2 separate regions of the Mus musculus genome follow, and region 2 is linked to region 1. A link is a loop called in an ENCODE intact Hi-C map of the cell type or tissue named here. Cell type or tissue: heart. All regions are shown on one strand.

Region 1 (8,000 bases):
CTTGAGAATTTTCTTTCTGCTCCACAGACTTGACAGTTTTTCACGTTCTGACTTAAGTTCACCGAACCTCTCTTCTGGCTGCTCAAACATGCCTCAGACTCTCTCTCTAGTAAGACTTTCATTTCAAGTCTGTACTTTTCATATTTTGGGTTTATTTTTAGTTTTTTTTCCTGGCACCTCATCGACACTTTCATTTTATCCATAAATTATTTTCTAATGTCCTTTATATCTTCCATTAGTTCTTTAAGCATTTTAAAGATGACTATTTTAAAGTCTTTGTCTAGTAGACCTACCAGTGGGCTGTTCTCATATACAGGTTCTATTGATTTATTTCTTCTCTTTATTAGCCAAGCACTCTACCACTGAGTCACGTATCCACCCCTTCTTTCTTCATCTCTCTCTCTCTCTCTCTCTCTCTCTCTCTCTCTCTATATATATATATATATATATATATATATATATATGTACATATATATATACTGATTTACATATATATATATATATACTGATATATAAATCTACTGATTTTATAGATATCTACTATATCTACATATCTATATATATACATAGATATATAGATATATACTATCTCTCTATATATAGATATATAGATATGTACTATACACACATATACATATATATATATATATATATATATATATATATATATATATATATATGACAATTCTTTTCTCTTCCATTCTGGACGATCTGTCCCTCTTCTTTCACATTCTTTCCGATGGTTTACTGAAAACCAGAGATTTGAGCCTAATAATGGAGTAACTCTGCAACCCAGAATCTCTGCCTCCGTGCTGATTTGAGGTTTTAAAATTTTGACTCTGATGGCTACAGACAGCCTCTGTGACAAGAATCAGCCTGAAGTAGAACTGTGAATGTGAGGTCTTCCTGGGCTCTTTCCGAGACGACCCTCCCTGGGCACACACAGCAGCTTTCCTGTTTCCTGTGGTTCCATCACTGCTTTTGAATGAATGACTCCAACATGGAGACAGAAAATAAAGCAGAGAATGAAGTTCCAGCCCTTTCATTACTCGAGAAGTCACTTCATTGAGAGGGGAAGCAATGGAAGACACAAAAATGCCCAGGTCAATAGCTTTGCCCAGACAGACACCCTAAAGAACATCTTAGATCCCAGTGGAGCCAACCTAGAGGTTAGTAACAAGGGGAGACTGGGACCTCCTAGCATTGTGGAAATTAAATACCATGCTCTTAAAATAACCAACAAGTAAAAAAAAAAATACAAGAGAGGCCCATTGGACACGCAAACTTTATATGCCCCAGTACAGGGGAACACCAGGGCCAAAAAGGGGGAGTGGGGGTGGGTGGGTATGGGGGACTTTTGGTATAGCATTGGAAATGTAAATGAGCTAAATACCTAATAAAAAATGGAAAAAAAATACAAGGGAAGTAAGAAAACACTTGAAACGAATAAAAATTAATAAGACATTTCTAAAACATAGCAGAATCATTTCTAAGAGGAGAAGCTCACAGCTGTAACAGCTTACACCAAACCCCCCCCCCCCAAAAAGAGCTCAGATCAGTAACCTAGTGTACAATTGAAGGGACTAGAAAAGGCACAACAGATGCATCCATGCCTGTCAGAGAATAATAGAGATGAAGAAAGGACACACAAGACACAAACTAGAAAAAAAATGGAGAAAGTCTATGAAATGAAACCCCATAAATAGAAAACATAAATATTTGCCTAGATCAACAAAAACTTTTTCGAAGAAAACTCAAATTAATTACAGGTGAAAGTTGAAACCTAATAGCCAGTTTGATACACCTATTTAATATTAAAAACAATTGCAGCACAGGATTGGGGGTGTGGCTCAGTGGTACAGCATTTGCCTAACATGTGCAAGTAAGTTGAAACTTGTCTTAGGTTTGAATCTGGGTGCTTGAGTGTGCATGTACGCACGCGCGCACACACACACACACCATGAAACCAACCAATTAGAAAATGACAAGCATTGGGGATATAAAGGAATTTGGGACCCTGAGTACAGCTGATGAGAATGTAAGCACATTGGTGTCAGAACCCTGGAGGTGTCTCCAAAGATTATAAACAGAACTGCCAAATAATATAACTCCTCCATTTCTGGGTACATCTTTATTTATTCAAAGAATATATATGCATATATATACACACATACACACATATATATGTATGTATACACACACACATATATATGTATGTATACACACACATATATATGTATATATGTATATATGTATATATGTGTGTGTGTGCGCACGCGCGCGCACACACACACACACACACACACACACCCCTTTCCCTCCTCTCCAGGGTCTCACCACATAGCTAAGTAGAACAAACCTCAAGCATTGCACACCACAATGGGTAGATTAGCAGAGAGCCAGAGAGTAGATGGCATGCGTTCTGTCCAGCTTCTCTGGTGGGTAACGGGCAATGAGTGGAACCTGGGCCCCTCAGAACAGAACTCCCCACTCCTTATGCCAGTTCCCTGCCGTGTGGACTAGGAAGCTGCCCCTTGTCTATCTGGCATTTGTGTCTTGGATCTCCAGTGGGCACTCATGGAGATGCTGCCCATAGTTTGGACCAGCCAGTACTGAGGGCAGAGGCTGGGTTCCTAGGTTTGCTCATGTGCAGTACCCCTAGGTTTGCTCATGTGCAGTGGGGGTTCTAGACTCTCAGATTTCATGAATGGACAAAAGAGACACAACGAGGCTGGCTGGATTCTGAGAGTCATATCAAAGAACCTCCGATGCCCGTAGCTTCCCATGCCCTGCCGAGAGACCTCCTTAGAGGCCTCTCTAAAGAAGAGCTCACTGGATTTGCTGGCAAATCACTGCTGGACAGGAAGGAACCCACCCTCCAGCACACAAACTGCCCAAGTGGCAGTAGTCTTGACTACTTCTTCCAAGGTCTGTGCTGGCTCCCCAACACCATTTCACTGGGAAACGCACTGTTCCCAAGACTGAAGCACAGCTTTCAGAATGGATGCTCTAAACCCCTATGTTCAACCCCTCCCAATTGGTATCACCTGTTCCCTGGGACCCTAGGTCCAAGCCCAGTCTCTGGCCCCACCTTTTCTCTCTAAGGGATCCCAGACACCTGTGTAACCTCCAGTTTCTGTGAGATGAAGCTGCAAATGCCCTGTTTCTTTTTTTCCTTTGCTATGTGTGTGCTAGCCTCAAGAGCCAGAACTATTTAACTGGGGGAAGGGGAGGAACCCAGCAACTTAATCTGGACCTTAAATGTTCCTTGTTGGTACCTTGTCCCTCTATGGCACTTGGCTCCATGTCCTCAGATGAGTATGGAGATACCCCCAGAATACCCAGGCTTCACGAGGGGGCTGTGTTGCTGTCTATAGGAGAGGTGTCTCTGAGGTTGCCCACTGGAGTCCCCAAGGGACTGGAGTGCCCAAGGGAGTCTCAGGGCTAGGATAGAGCCAAGAGTGACAGACTTTATTATTCCTGGGTCCACCCTCATCTTTATGATTCCTGCCTGGTCTCTCCTTAAGCACAGTGGGAGTACCTCGAGATGGCGAGGTGTCCCCTTGAGAGCACCTGGCTAGCCCACTGCTGGGACCTGAGACTCCCTTCTCTGCCTCCCGCAGAGTACCCTTGAAGTCCATCTGAGGAACTAGTTCAAGTGGCTCTGTTACCTTCCTTCCCCATGAAGACTACCCTTCTTCCTTAGGGCCTACGGAGAGGCTAACAACGGACTGTGTGCAGGTTCAAGTCACAGCGTATTTTCCCATTGAGGCAATTTAGGTTCCTTAACCCTTGGGAGACAACTCAGACCTGCTAGCAATGGCCATGGGTCTGACCAGATGTGAGACACTCTGAGGACTGGGGAAGGAGCAGGGATCTGGTCTGTCAGTGGTGAGCAGAAAGCTGTGGAGTCTAGAATAAGAAGCCTGCACCCCAACCAGGCTCTGTCGAACAGAGGCCTAGGGGCCACCTGGAGACTAGAACCTGGGGCAGGACCTTCGGTTTGGGTAGAACTGTGCTCACCTTAGACCCCTGAGGTGCAGCCCCCGAATCCTGTTCCCCCTTTTCCCGCGTGTCCCAGCTGGACACCATGCGAAGAAGCTTACCTGGCTTGGAGAAGATGCCTGGGTACTTCCCGAGGACAGCCCGGGTCCTGACGGCCCGAGGTGCGGGCGCCGAGTGGGTAGGAGGGAGGGGACCCAGGCGCGGCCCGGGACTGAACGGGAGGGGACCAAGCCAGGGGCCTCCCACTTTAACTCTGTCCCGGGCGGGCGGATGCCTGGAAAACTCGACCGCTGGGGGGCGCTGCGGCCCCGCGGATGGGCGGGGTCAGCGGGTGGGGCTGCTGGACGGACTAAGATGAAGCTGGGGAATGAGCTGGGGGAGGGGAGGAAAGGAAGGCGAGGGGAGGGAGTGGCCAGGACACGCAGCAGGGTTGGAGCTGGACCATCTCTGTGCTGTAGTGCCTGGTGACTTTTTTATTTTTCCTTGCAAGCCTCTGGACTCCTAGGTCTCCCAGACCTTTGCTCAAGCTCCCTCCTCCTCTACGTAAAGGAAGGAGCCCCCCCCCCCCCCCCCCGTAGAAGCTATTCTTATCCTGTTGGGCCAGGGCTCCCTCCCCCGCTCCCCCCACCCCCAGTATTCTGACTGAAGTTGGGCGGGATGTGGGGTTGAACTTCAAAGTGCAGTGAAGGGATGCAAAGAACGTATGTCTTTGGGGTTCAGCGGGCCCTGAATTGGTATTGAGGCTCCTGGAAGTTGATAGGGCCCTGAAGAGGCAAGAGGACCAGGCATAGATGTAGGAGCCCTGGCATTGGTATATAACCCTTTCCTCCAAGAATCCCAGAGGTCGGCTTTGAGTGGGGTCTGCTCACATCGCTGGCAGGGTGCATAAGCTATGGCTAGGGCCTTAACTTTCTAGCCTGGAGTAGGACTGGCTCTGAGAAGTACAGGCAGGGATAGGGAAGGGGCTCAATTCGGGGCAGTTCTCAAGGGTGCAGGGTAGTGGGGGTGATGAGGCTTGTTTCTCATACAGCTGAGTAAATCTCTGATCTAGCCCCTGACTTCCAGTCCCACTCTGTGTTCTCCCCCTACCCCCTCCTGTCCAGGGAGGAACTACTTTTGGTAAGCCCATATTGCTGGAGGTCCTTGTCTTTAGGACCTTCCTGCCTCTGCCCATTGAAGCTTTGTCATCTCTTTCTTCTGATGTCTCACACCTGAGAAGTTGGCTCAAGGCACCTTCCACAGTGTCTTGGATCCTTGTGCCTAAGTAGTAATGGAGGACCAGTGTTTCTTCTAAGGAATAGGAAAATGCCATTAAGGTGACCTCTTGGGAGCTGAAAGCTGTCCCTACAGGTCCCAGCCTGAGAGATATCAGCCTGTACCACTTACCACTTGCAGTCCCTAGGACCTGGAGCCCTGACCTGACTATTAGCAATGCAGCATCAGTACCAGCCTTTCATGGGCAGTGCCAGCTATTGCTGTGTGCCGTGCTCTGTGCTGGAGGTCTTTTGAGAGGGTAGGGAGGGACTAGAGCCAGAGGTGTAAGTATGCATGAGTGTCTTATGTATGGTATTTGCATCTCTCTCTCTCTCCCTCCCCCTCTCTTTGTCTCTCTATCTCTCTCTGTTTCTCCCTCTGTTTCTCCTTCTCTGTATCTTTCTCATCTCTCTGTCTCTATCTCTTTGTTTCTGCATCTCTCTGTCTCTCTATCTCTATGCCTCTCTCTATCACTGACTCTGTCTTTTTCTCTCCGTTTCTTTGTCTCTCTGTCTCTATCTCTGTCTGTCTGTCTGTCTGTCTGTCTGTCTGTCTCTGTCTCTGTGTGTGTGTGTGTGTGTGTTTGTGTGTGTGTGCGCGCGCTCCTGAAAGAGAGCATCTGTCTGTGTCACGGTGTGTCTGTGTGTGACAGCTGCATTGGTGCCCATGAGCAAGAGGCTCAGGCTTGTGCTCCAGCCATGGAAGACCGCAGCTGACCTGGCCATGCCTCAGCTTTTGTATTCTTCCTGTCTTGGCTGCTCTCCAGCAAAAGGACGCTGACAGATCCCAAGATCTGAATCTTTCGAGGGATTAGTTCTCCAAGACAATTTAGGAGTGACAAGGCTGAAGTTTCCCCACCAGCTCCTCACAGGGGTTTGTCTCACCAGAGGCTCCAATACCTGTGGCTACCAGCTCTGTGTCTTCCCAAGCATTGCCAAGTCAGTTGCATCTGATCCCTGCTTCTCAGAGGATTTCCATTAGCATCCAGAAGGGCCGCAGGGGTGGAGAAAGGGGCAACAAAGTAACCATTCACTGGCAGAAGACAACGAGAGGACGCTGCCTTGATTGGGGGATATTGTCTGTAGTACAAGAGAGTAAACTGTTGCAGGTTTTACCCTGGGCTAGACCAGGGAACACCTCAATGTGGCAGAACGGGAATCTGAAGGATGTGGAGGACAATGGGGTGGGATGGTTACTCCTGAGATGCTTTGATGTCCTGTAGAGGGACAGCTGGAGACCAAGACGCTTAGCCATCAGCGAAGGGCTCCTTCTGATACCAGAGGGCCTCTTAGTGTCTCTCTAATAGCTAAAGGAAATCGTGCCTTGTTCTGAGATGACAGGGAGGCCCACTTGGCTCCAGGCACATTTGAGAGACACCTGGGTTGGACATCCATGGAAACTGCATATGTGGCCTTGTGTACCCCTGGCTCTTGAGGCCCGCAGACAGGGTGATCTTTTCTAAGTCAGCCATTCCTCCTAGTGATGAACAATGCTTTGAGGGCGTGATTAGAGCCCCACTGGAGGCTGCCTGAGGACTGAGGAGAAGTCCCCTAGTGTGGGGATGTGTAGGGTTGGAGCAGATGAAACAGAATCTGCACTTGATAGAGTTGGAAGAGCTAGCTGGCACATATTCATAGGAGCAGCGAGGAGAGCCCTGGGGACAGGATTTTGAAGCTCATACAATGAACAGACAGAATGGACAATCAGGCTATTGACTGTTGCTCATTTGGGTGTTTGTACATTAGGGAAAGGGGATGCTAAATCAACTTAAGGATGATTAGACCTTAGGTCTGAGTGGACGCTTTCCTGGAGGCACAGGATGTCATCAGGATTCCCTTTTGGAGAAAGGATTTGGGATCCTGTATAATTATAAGGAGTCGTGGCTGAAAGGGCGGTCATCAGAGGTTCGGGTGGGGGAGGCAAGTACATGCCCCAATTCTCTTTCTTCTGGTCCAAGAATGTGATTGTAGCTCACACAGTCGATCCATGGGTCTTGTCTTGAGGCAGTAGCTGACTTCACGCCATAGCAAGGATTCTAGACATCCCATTTTTTTTCTTTTCAATGAAAATCTGCTTATGTCGATGAGGGCTCTGGAGGGATGAGCCTTTGGCCTTCACTGCCTATGGAGGAGAAGAGGTCTGCTCACATCCCAAAGCCATGGGAGGACTAGCTTGCCTTCCTCTTCCTCCTCAGCTCCATTTCCAAGCTGCTCATCTCTCTGTAGTAGCCACTGAGGCTCTACTGAGCTGACATGAGGCAACCCAGAGCCATCCCTGCAAACGCTGTACCTTCTGAGTGCCAATCCATGACGGGTCCTGAGAGATTGGCTACCTGCTCAAGGATGCCCCCTAGTTAAGTGTCATTCCCTGCCACCAGGGAGAATGTAGAGAACAAAAGTCACAGGACTTTTGCTTGTTTGTCTTATTTTTTGTTTGTTTGGTTTGGTTTTGATCCTGTTTCTGGGAGATGCTAGGACAATAAACATCATGTGTATTCTTTACTGTTTGGGAGACCAGAGAAACAAGACATGCATGAGTACCCTGTCACAGTGAGCAATTCTGTCACTCCTTCTACCTATGTTCTTAGGCCCTTGAAAGACTGCAGTAGCTCTTGGAAGACCATCAGTGGCTTCCTTATGCTTGAGACATCTGTGGGAACATTCTAGATCCAGGAGTGTTGCTTTTGGCCCTGGATATATTGATTATATTTCAAAGGATGGTTTTAGTTCCTTTCGCTCAGG
Region 2 (8,000 bases), 180 kb before region 1:
CCACTTCGGCCCCTCCTGAACACGGTCCCCTGTCTTCAATCCAAATCCAAAGAACAGAGTATAGCCAGAGTTACTCATTGAATGACACCTAAAACTTAGACCGCTGTCCCCAGTGGACCCCAGAGTTGCCACCCAGGGCCGTTTTGCATTCACGCACACGCTTCAATGTACAGAGTCGCTGTGTGTTCAGGCACCTGACTCTCACTCCATCCATCACCTCTACCAGGAAAGTCTTTCTGCCATAAGGAAATAAAGAAACTATGGTCCATTTGTAGTAAGAGGCGCGTTTAAAGCTCATCGGTGGATTACAGGAAATTAGGAGGATTGGGCCCTTGGATTCCCTAGCCGGCAGCAGGTTCTTTCTTGCCTAACATTTATTAATTTATCATTGGGTTGAAACGTTGCAGGCTGTTAACATGACTAACATAAAAGGAGAGGATCTGAGCTCCAGGATATATGTCAAGAGCTTTGCATCCTGCACGGATAGGATAGGGAAGCTGGAGAGAGGGTAATGCCTATAAGAATGAATCCTCCTGAAGAACTCAGTAGTGTGGAATTTGGGAACAGGGAAATGCCGTAAGGGCTATAAAACCTATTTTATACCAAATCTGCATGACAGCCGTTTTTGCCTTCTCTCTAGGCTGACACCCAACTTTACAAGATCCAAAAAATAAATTGTTTCACTTTCATGACTCAAAAGACTTCAAGCCTCTTAGGAAGTGTCTCTTGCACTGATGAAAACACTGAGTGGGTGGGGGTCCCTCTGGACAGACCTATCCTCTAGGATATGTTGGTCTCAGTCTTTGAGCCATGCAATATTTAAGGAATGTTTGAAGGGTGGTCGGTCATATTTTACATATCAAAACTTAAAGGACTGGAGAGATCAGCAGTTAAGAGCATTAGCTGCTCTTCCAGAGAACCCCCAGTTGATTCGCAGTACCCAATGGTGGCTCACAATTGTTACTCCAGTTCAGAGGATCTGATGCACACCTCTGGCTTCTGAGGGCACCAAAAACTCATGTGGCGCACATTGGTACCCATAAAATAATTTTTAAAGTATAAATAAATACCTAATAATATTTATTTCTTTGAACTATGAGTATGTTTGTGTCTCTGTGTGGAACTGGCAGGTATCCTTAGAGGTAAGAAGAGGGTGTTAAATGCCCTAAAGCTGGAGTTACAGGCAATTGTGCGTCAACAGATGTGGGTTCTGGGATCTAAATTACCCCCTCACTCACTAAGGAAATCCCTGCTTCGTATAGTGGCACGTGTCTTATACCCAGCACTGGAGAGGTGGGTCTCTGAGTTCAGGGCCAGCCAGGGCTAAAAAGAGAGACCCTATGTAAATATAAAATAAAAAGACTTGCTTGCTTAAAGCCCAATGTTAAGAAGACATTTTCTGCAGTGGGGTTCCCTTCTCTTAGAACCAGATGTGGGTTCTGGCATCTAAATTCTCTCAGACGACTATAACTTGTCCCAGGTTAACAGAGAACTAGCAGCCAGCATTGAGTGCATACTGCTCTTACAAAGGACCAGAGTTTGGTTCCTAGCAACCATGTCAAACAGCTCACAACTGCCTATAATGCCAGCTCCAAGGGGGATTAGCTGCCTCTGACCTTGTCAGTACTGGCAACCACATGCAAATACTCATGTACAGACACATACATACACATACATAATTAAAATAATAAAATGTCTTTAAAATCTAATTTAAAATAAAATTGGGGGGGCTAGAGCAATGCCTTGGGGTCTGAGGGCACTTGCTGCTCTTGAGGAATGCTATATAAGAGTCTGGGATAAGGGGTGGTCATCAAGGAGTGCCACCCAGCTCAACCCATAGGCTAGACAGAGAACTGGATATCCTGGGAGGACGACCAATGTGAAGACATGGTAAGCATCAGGCTTGAGACACAGGATGCCCTCGGAAGCCAGGAAAGTGAGAGTAACAGAGAAAAGGAAGGCTGAGGCTTCGGGGACATGAAGTGGCTAACTTCTTTGAAAGTGAGAGTAACAGAGAAAAGGAAGGCTGAGGCTGCGGGGACATGAAGTGGCTAACTTCTTTGGGGGTGGGGTGGGAAAGAAGTGACCCCAGCAGCAAAAGGCAGCTGCTCTTTGTTTTGTCTGACATCCTTTTTTGTTGTTTGTTTTTGTTTTTTTCGAGACAGGGTTTCTCTGTGTAGCCCTGGTTGTCCTGGAACTCACTCTGTAGATCAGGCTGGCCTTGAACTCAGAAATCCCCCTGCCTCTGCCTCCCAAGTGCTGGGATTAAAGGCGTATGCCACCACTGCCCAGATTATCTGACATTTTTTTTTTTTGTTCTATATGTGAAGCTTTTAAACACACAGTAACTATCCTATCACATAATCAGAACAAGGCATTCTACTGGCAGTCTCCCCTCCCCCAACCCCACTCCCCCAACCCCACTCCCCCATCCCCCAGCCATCCCAAACAGATTTAGGTAAAGCTATATGTAGCACTCCACGGGCTATGAAAACTTAAGGCTTCGGTGTTGATTCCATTCTGAGGCTACACACAAACAGTTCAAAACACTCACTGCATTAAAGTGATACGTAGGCAGAAAGGCTTGAATAATCAGATGTGAGTTTTGCTTGAGTTTGAGCAATAATGAGAATGGTGGGTATTCCGGTAGCTCTCTGATGCTCCAAGAGGGCAGCTGGTTATTTAGGTAACCAATAATGAGGAAACAACTGCTGTGACCAGCTGGAGCTTCACCAAGGACCTTGCGCCTGCCTTTGGAGCCCTGCTTCAGCGTGTGATCAGCCAGGGAGGTATCTTCCCCTGGAATGGAGGTGTCTGTGTTTTAATGACCAAGTCTTCCTCTGCTCTCTGACACTCACCCCTGTGGAGGCTAAGGAGCTGGAGGCCATTGCAGAAAGGCAAACAAAAGTTTTAAACCTAGCACTCAAGAGCTTCCTCTTGTCATCTCCTTGAGTCTGCAATCTCATGACATCAATGCTAGGTCCAAAGTGGACTCCTCCCTTCCCCCGCCCCCAACATGGCTTTACCACTGTCAATGCCATAAATGACAGGCCCGGCTCAGCCTGGACTCTGACCAGTAAACAGGAGGATTGCTAGTGGTTTAAAACATTAGCCTTAAGTCACCATTTCCCATTAACTTGTGAAGCAGGTTTCTGTTTGTCTGGAAGAGCCATTGGTTCCCTTATCTGCCCCTCCAGCCATACCCCAAGTGGTTTGGTATCTAGTTCCCCATTACTGTATACCTGTGACACCTATCACAAGCTCCCAGGCTCTACACCCACAAAACAACCCAGACCCTCTTCTCCCCCAACTACTCTAACTTCCTCCCATTGCAAACATATCCCCTTAAAACACACACACACACACACACACACACACACACTCAGGCCTCACACAGAGGCTGTGAATAGCATGAGTGGGGACAAACAGGAAATACCAAGCAAGCATTTGCGCTGAAGTTATCCGCTAGAGAGAGTTTCAAAGTCACTTGAGAGAATATTGAGTTAGTTCTCTAACTGGCTTGCCAAGAGCAGGCTTGTGCCTAGGAAGACAGAGACAACGGAAGATATGGGTTGTTTTTGTTTTTGTTTTTTAAAGTCAAAAGTTTGTAGCCGCATCACACCTACTGCAGCAGAGAGGGTCTTTGCTAGTAACCTTGGCTACTGTGCACATCATAAGTGGCCCCCCTCCAGACTGTCCTTACTATTAGGAGCCTATCTCAATGGGGAAGGAGGGTCCTTCTGGTGTCAGAAAACACTTTCTTTTTCCCCCAAGACAGGGTTTCTCTGTGTAGTCCTGGCTGTCCTGGAACTCACTCTATAGATCAGGCTGGCCTCGAACTCAGAAATCTGCCTGCCTCTGCCTCCCGAGTGCTGGGATTAAAGGCATGCGCCCCAGCCGGACAGAAAACACTTTATCAAGAGAAATCAGAAGCCATTTGTTTATTGGCAAATATGGTTCCTAAGGGAAGGAGGTGTGGGCTCAGGATAACCTTGCTGTTCTTAAGCTATTTGAGTATCTTTGATGGTTTCCCCATGTGGAGAAGGGTCAACACCCCCAAAACTCAACCATGCTGCATCTCTGTCTAGGGAAGCCAGTAGGATAGCCCAACTCCCTCCCTATATGTCTGTAACTAGGCGGTGACATGGGAAGAAGGATAGAGGGGAAGGAGGACAGGCCTGGGCATGCTCTTCTTGTCTTTCCTCAGATAAACCCCACCATCTGAGCGCACCACATGCCTTCTTGACAGTAGATCAGTGAGCTCTGGGGGTTCTTTGTTCTGTTTATACCTGACCCCCACACCTCCAGTTGAACATGGCTTGTTGTGGTCACAGGACCAGGACGGGGAATGCATGCTGGCCTTAGCTCCCTCTCAGAGTAAAAGCAGTAACAACTCCTTCCCTTCACTCACAGGAGTAACACTTTATCAAAGGTCTTGCCCGGCAGCCTCAGGATAAGCCATGCAGCTAAGTGACCACAACACAAACAAAAAAAACAACAGAAGGTTTGACATTGCCACAAAGTAGCATTCCTCCGTGGGTTTACGGTCCTCTCTGGCGAGTTGAGACTTCTTGAGTCCCGGATTCAGAATTGGGTGTTTTGTGCAAACAAGAGAGGGAGCTAGGCTCCTTAGATGAAGGGGCCAGAAAGATAGCAAGATCAGACTTCCCGAGAACCACCAGAGCCCAGAGTCATACCTGAGTCTCAGGTTTTATGCAGTTCAATTTCTTACAACTGGCACGTGCCCAGCTCGCCTGTGCCAACATCCTCAGAAAGTTCTTGGCATGGAATCTCGAGAGAAACTCTGTAAGTGTAGTTCTTGGATCTTATTTCAATTTATTTTTAGTACTAAAAGCCATCGACGTAAGGAACACAGATATTCTCTCATGTGCTCCCTACCCTGTAAACATTTACTGCCCCTAGCAACTGCCTACCAAAGAGGACAGGACGAGGACAGGCATTTCACAACAGAGAAGCCAGTTAGCTCCTTCTAGGCCAGGGAGCCAGGGTCAGCATCGCAGGGGTAAGCTGTGTTGATAGATCGTACCTTCAATACTGCATGATAAGAAAAGCATTAATTCCCAGAAAGCCCAGTCAAACCGAGAGAAAACATCATCAGTGTCCCAGCTGAGCACAGCGTCCCCTTTCCTTTATTGGCCCTGTTTAGATACCCAGTCCCAGGCTTTGCTATCTCTCCTAGCAATGCCTTCTGGGACCAAGTAGCCACCATCTCAGGGAGTCTGCTGTTGCTTTCCTTGTCTACATATGTCCCTCTAACTCCCGTTTGATCTGTTGCAATTTCCAGGGTTACCTAGGCTCCAGGGTGTCGACCCTACCCTGGTTGTTTCATAAGTTCATAGGGTGATTGACTTACATCCCATCTGGTTTAGAATCTCAACCCCATATATTCCCCCCCCCTTTTAAATTCCTGTCTGTGTTCTCTATGCCAGTGCACTCTCTGTCCCAGGGTCCCCTTAGGCACTGCCTTTGACCCCTCTCTGGCCAAAGTCTCTGCCACAAAGAGTTTCCTGAAACCCTCAGGGAGCTCCTGTCTGATGGTCTCCTAGGTATCCAGCCACACTGCCTTTTTACTTTGAGGGTTTCAAGGAAGGACAAGAGTGTCCTAGAGGCAGTGGCAAGTGACCAGAATGGTGTGGTGTAGGTCTAGGGGCAATGAGGAGTCCTCCAGGAGTCTTCTACACTATCTCCCCGGGGTAAGCGGCATCTGGAGGAATCTGAAGTATTGTCTCCCTGGCCTTTTACCTCCCCACTGATCCGTGCCTGGCAACACCCGTGAGTCAGTGTTTACAGGTGACCCATTTGGGGACACAGAGCCAAGAAAGGACTCTCAGAGGTGTCCTGGCAACCCAGGACCTCCCTTCCTCACAGGCTAGCAACTGTCACAGACTTCAGGGCAGGCTCTGGCACTGTGGTCCAGGGAAGGGACCAGTCAGTCTCCCATTTACCTGTCTTGAGGCACCATGATCCCTGAGGGGGCTCTTTGTTATACATAACGAAGGGCCAAGGCAGAGTGAGGACTTTCAGTCTCCTACTTCTCTGCAGGCCCCTTATTCAGTTGTCATGACGTTGGACTCCTCGATGGCAGATCAGATGACCCGGCTGAGGTTACAACTCCTGGAACAGGTAAAACAGAGCCTCTCCACTACTGTTGTTAATCCCTTGCTTCACTCAAATCTCCCTCCTCTGCAGACAGCCAGGAGAAGTCCCTGCTTCTAGACCCTGCAAACCCTTTCCCTGCGTCTGGCTTCCTAATGAACAGCTATGGCTTCTTGTATGCTTTGTGTGTGTGTGTGTGTGTGTGTGTGTGTGTGTGTGTGTGTGTTTTCTAGCAGTTTCCAAAGTCAGGAGGCAGTCTGTGCCCACCAGCAAGTGTACTTCTAGGGCATGGCCCTACAGAGCTCCTGCACCTTCAGGCTCCAGTGTTTAAAGGGATACTCCTTACTGTGGAGACTGAGCCCAACTTCCCGGGGAAAAAGCTGGCCATGCCCAGTCTTCTCCATCTTTGCAACCATCGATGAAATTTGGAGTGATTTACGATCAGCAGCGTACCTGCCTGTGCACACAACTAAGCATAGTTCCCATGGGCTAGCTATCCCCCGCTTACCCCGGGGAGATAGCGTAGAAGCTCTGTACACTCTGCCTGCATTGCTCTTCTTCTATGGCTATCTATTTTTAAAAAATTATCTATTTATTATATGTGAGTACACTGTAGCTGTCTTCAGACACTCCAGAAGAGAGCATCAGATCTCGTTACAGATGGTTGTGAGCCACCATGTGGTTGCTGGGATTTGAACTCAGGACCTTTGGAAGAGCAGTCCATGCTCTTAACCACTGAGTTATCTCTCCAGCCCCCTGTTGCTATCTATTACCAAACCCCAGAATCCCAAATTCAGGGCCCAGGTGGCCCTGGATAGGCCCTGAGGGTAGTCTCTGCAAGGATTGCTACTCAGCAATCTGTCCAGAGCATCTCTCTCTCAGGATCTTCAGGGTAATCCTTGGGACTCATAAGAGAGCCCTCTTGTGGACCATCAGATCGTCTATCTTGGTTCCCATCACTGTGTCCCCATTGGGCCCCAGTAGGGAAACACTTGGAGTCCTATCAGGATACTCTGTGCTGTGCATCAGGATGTCCTACTGTGTTGTGTCTCTGCAGAGCATCACCTTAAGGTTTCCTCCAGGTAGCATCGTCCCTCTGGGTTTAGGATGGAGAGCGTACATTACATTCGAGAACATTACCAGAATAATCCTTAACAGAATGGGGGCCCTTGCCTCCACCTACTCACTTTTCCAAGCGCTTCTTACCATACTTCCTTTTGGATGCTGACCACCCCAACCCCCGGAGCTTTTGGCACATCAGCTACCTAGGCAGGTGGGCAGTGCAGACCCCACTCACCAACCTGGAGCCGAGTCACCATCACAGCTTCTCCCTCTTAGATGCTGGAGCAGGAACGGGACAGCATGGACAGAGCAGGTAAGAGCTAAAGATGGCGTGGGCACATCCAGGGAAGAAGGGGAGCAGACAAGAAGAGGGGCAGGCAGAGCAGGCTAGAACAACACACGCACACACGCATACACGCGTGCACTAGTGCACGCACACACACACCGTTAGCCAGCAGGCTCCTAGAGGGAGTGCATCTTGTAGATGAGGTCAGGTGACCTACCTCAAGTTGTTCAGTGCAGAAATTCTGCCTGTTAACTCAGACTCGCATTGTTCGGGTTGCAGGGGTGGGCGGGGTCTCAAGCTTTTCCTTCTCAGTCCCTGGGCCAGGCTTTGAAGCCAGGGCTATGGAGGTATGACTGGGCCCGTGGAGACCTCCTTCTTTATAGGATGCTGCAGCATCAAGGGAGATCTGTTCTACTGTCCAATGCCTTACATGACCAAGAAAATCCTCTAGGCTGACTCTAACCAGGTCTTTCCCTCTCTACCATAGCCCCTGCTCTCCCTGCTCCAACCCCGGCCTCTCCTTTAGGATGGATGT

Evidence for each region. Peaks named below come from ENCODE experiments on the same cell type or tissue, not always from the same donor. Only the 100,000 strongest peaks of a DNase experiment are listed, where the experiment ranks them.
Region 2: a loop joins it to region 1, with 2.7 times the contacts of the local background. A loop is called at or near these places in 3 of 42 quality-filtered maps.

What each region holds. Positions count from the first base shown.
Region 1 is chr10:76,619,145-76,627,144 of GRCm38, forward strand. It overlaps Col6a2 (collagen, type VI, alpha 2), which reads right to left and starts at 4,260. Exons shown (of 28, transcript NM_146007.2): 1 at 4,107-4,260. In heart, a CTCF peak has its summit at 4,291 (motif pointing right); a DNase peak (open chromatin) is centred at 4,287; H3K4me3 peaks cover 1,451 bases; H3K27ac peaks cover 1,949 bases.
Region 2 is chr10:76,443,178-76,451,177 of GRCm38, forward strand. It overlaps 2610028H24Rik (RIKEN cDNA 2610028H24 gene), which reads left to right and starts at 5,904. Exons shown (of 8, transcript NM_029816.2): 1 at 5,904-6,144; 2 at 7,456-7,492. The coding sequence starts at 6,082. In heart, no CTCF peak of the experiment used is centred here; a DNase peak (open chromatin) is centred at 4,954; H3K4me3 peaks cover 576 bases; H3K27ac peaks cover 1,294 bases.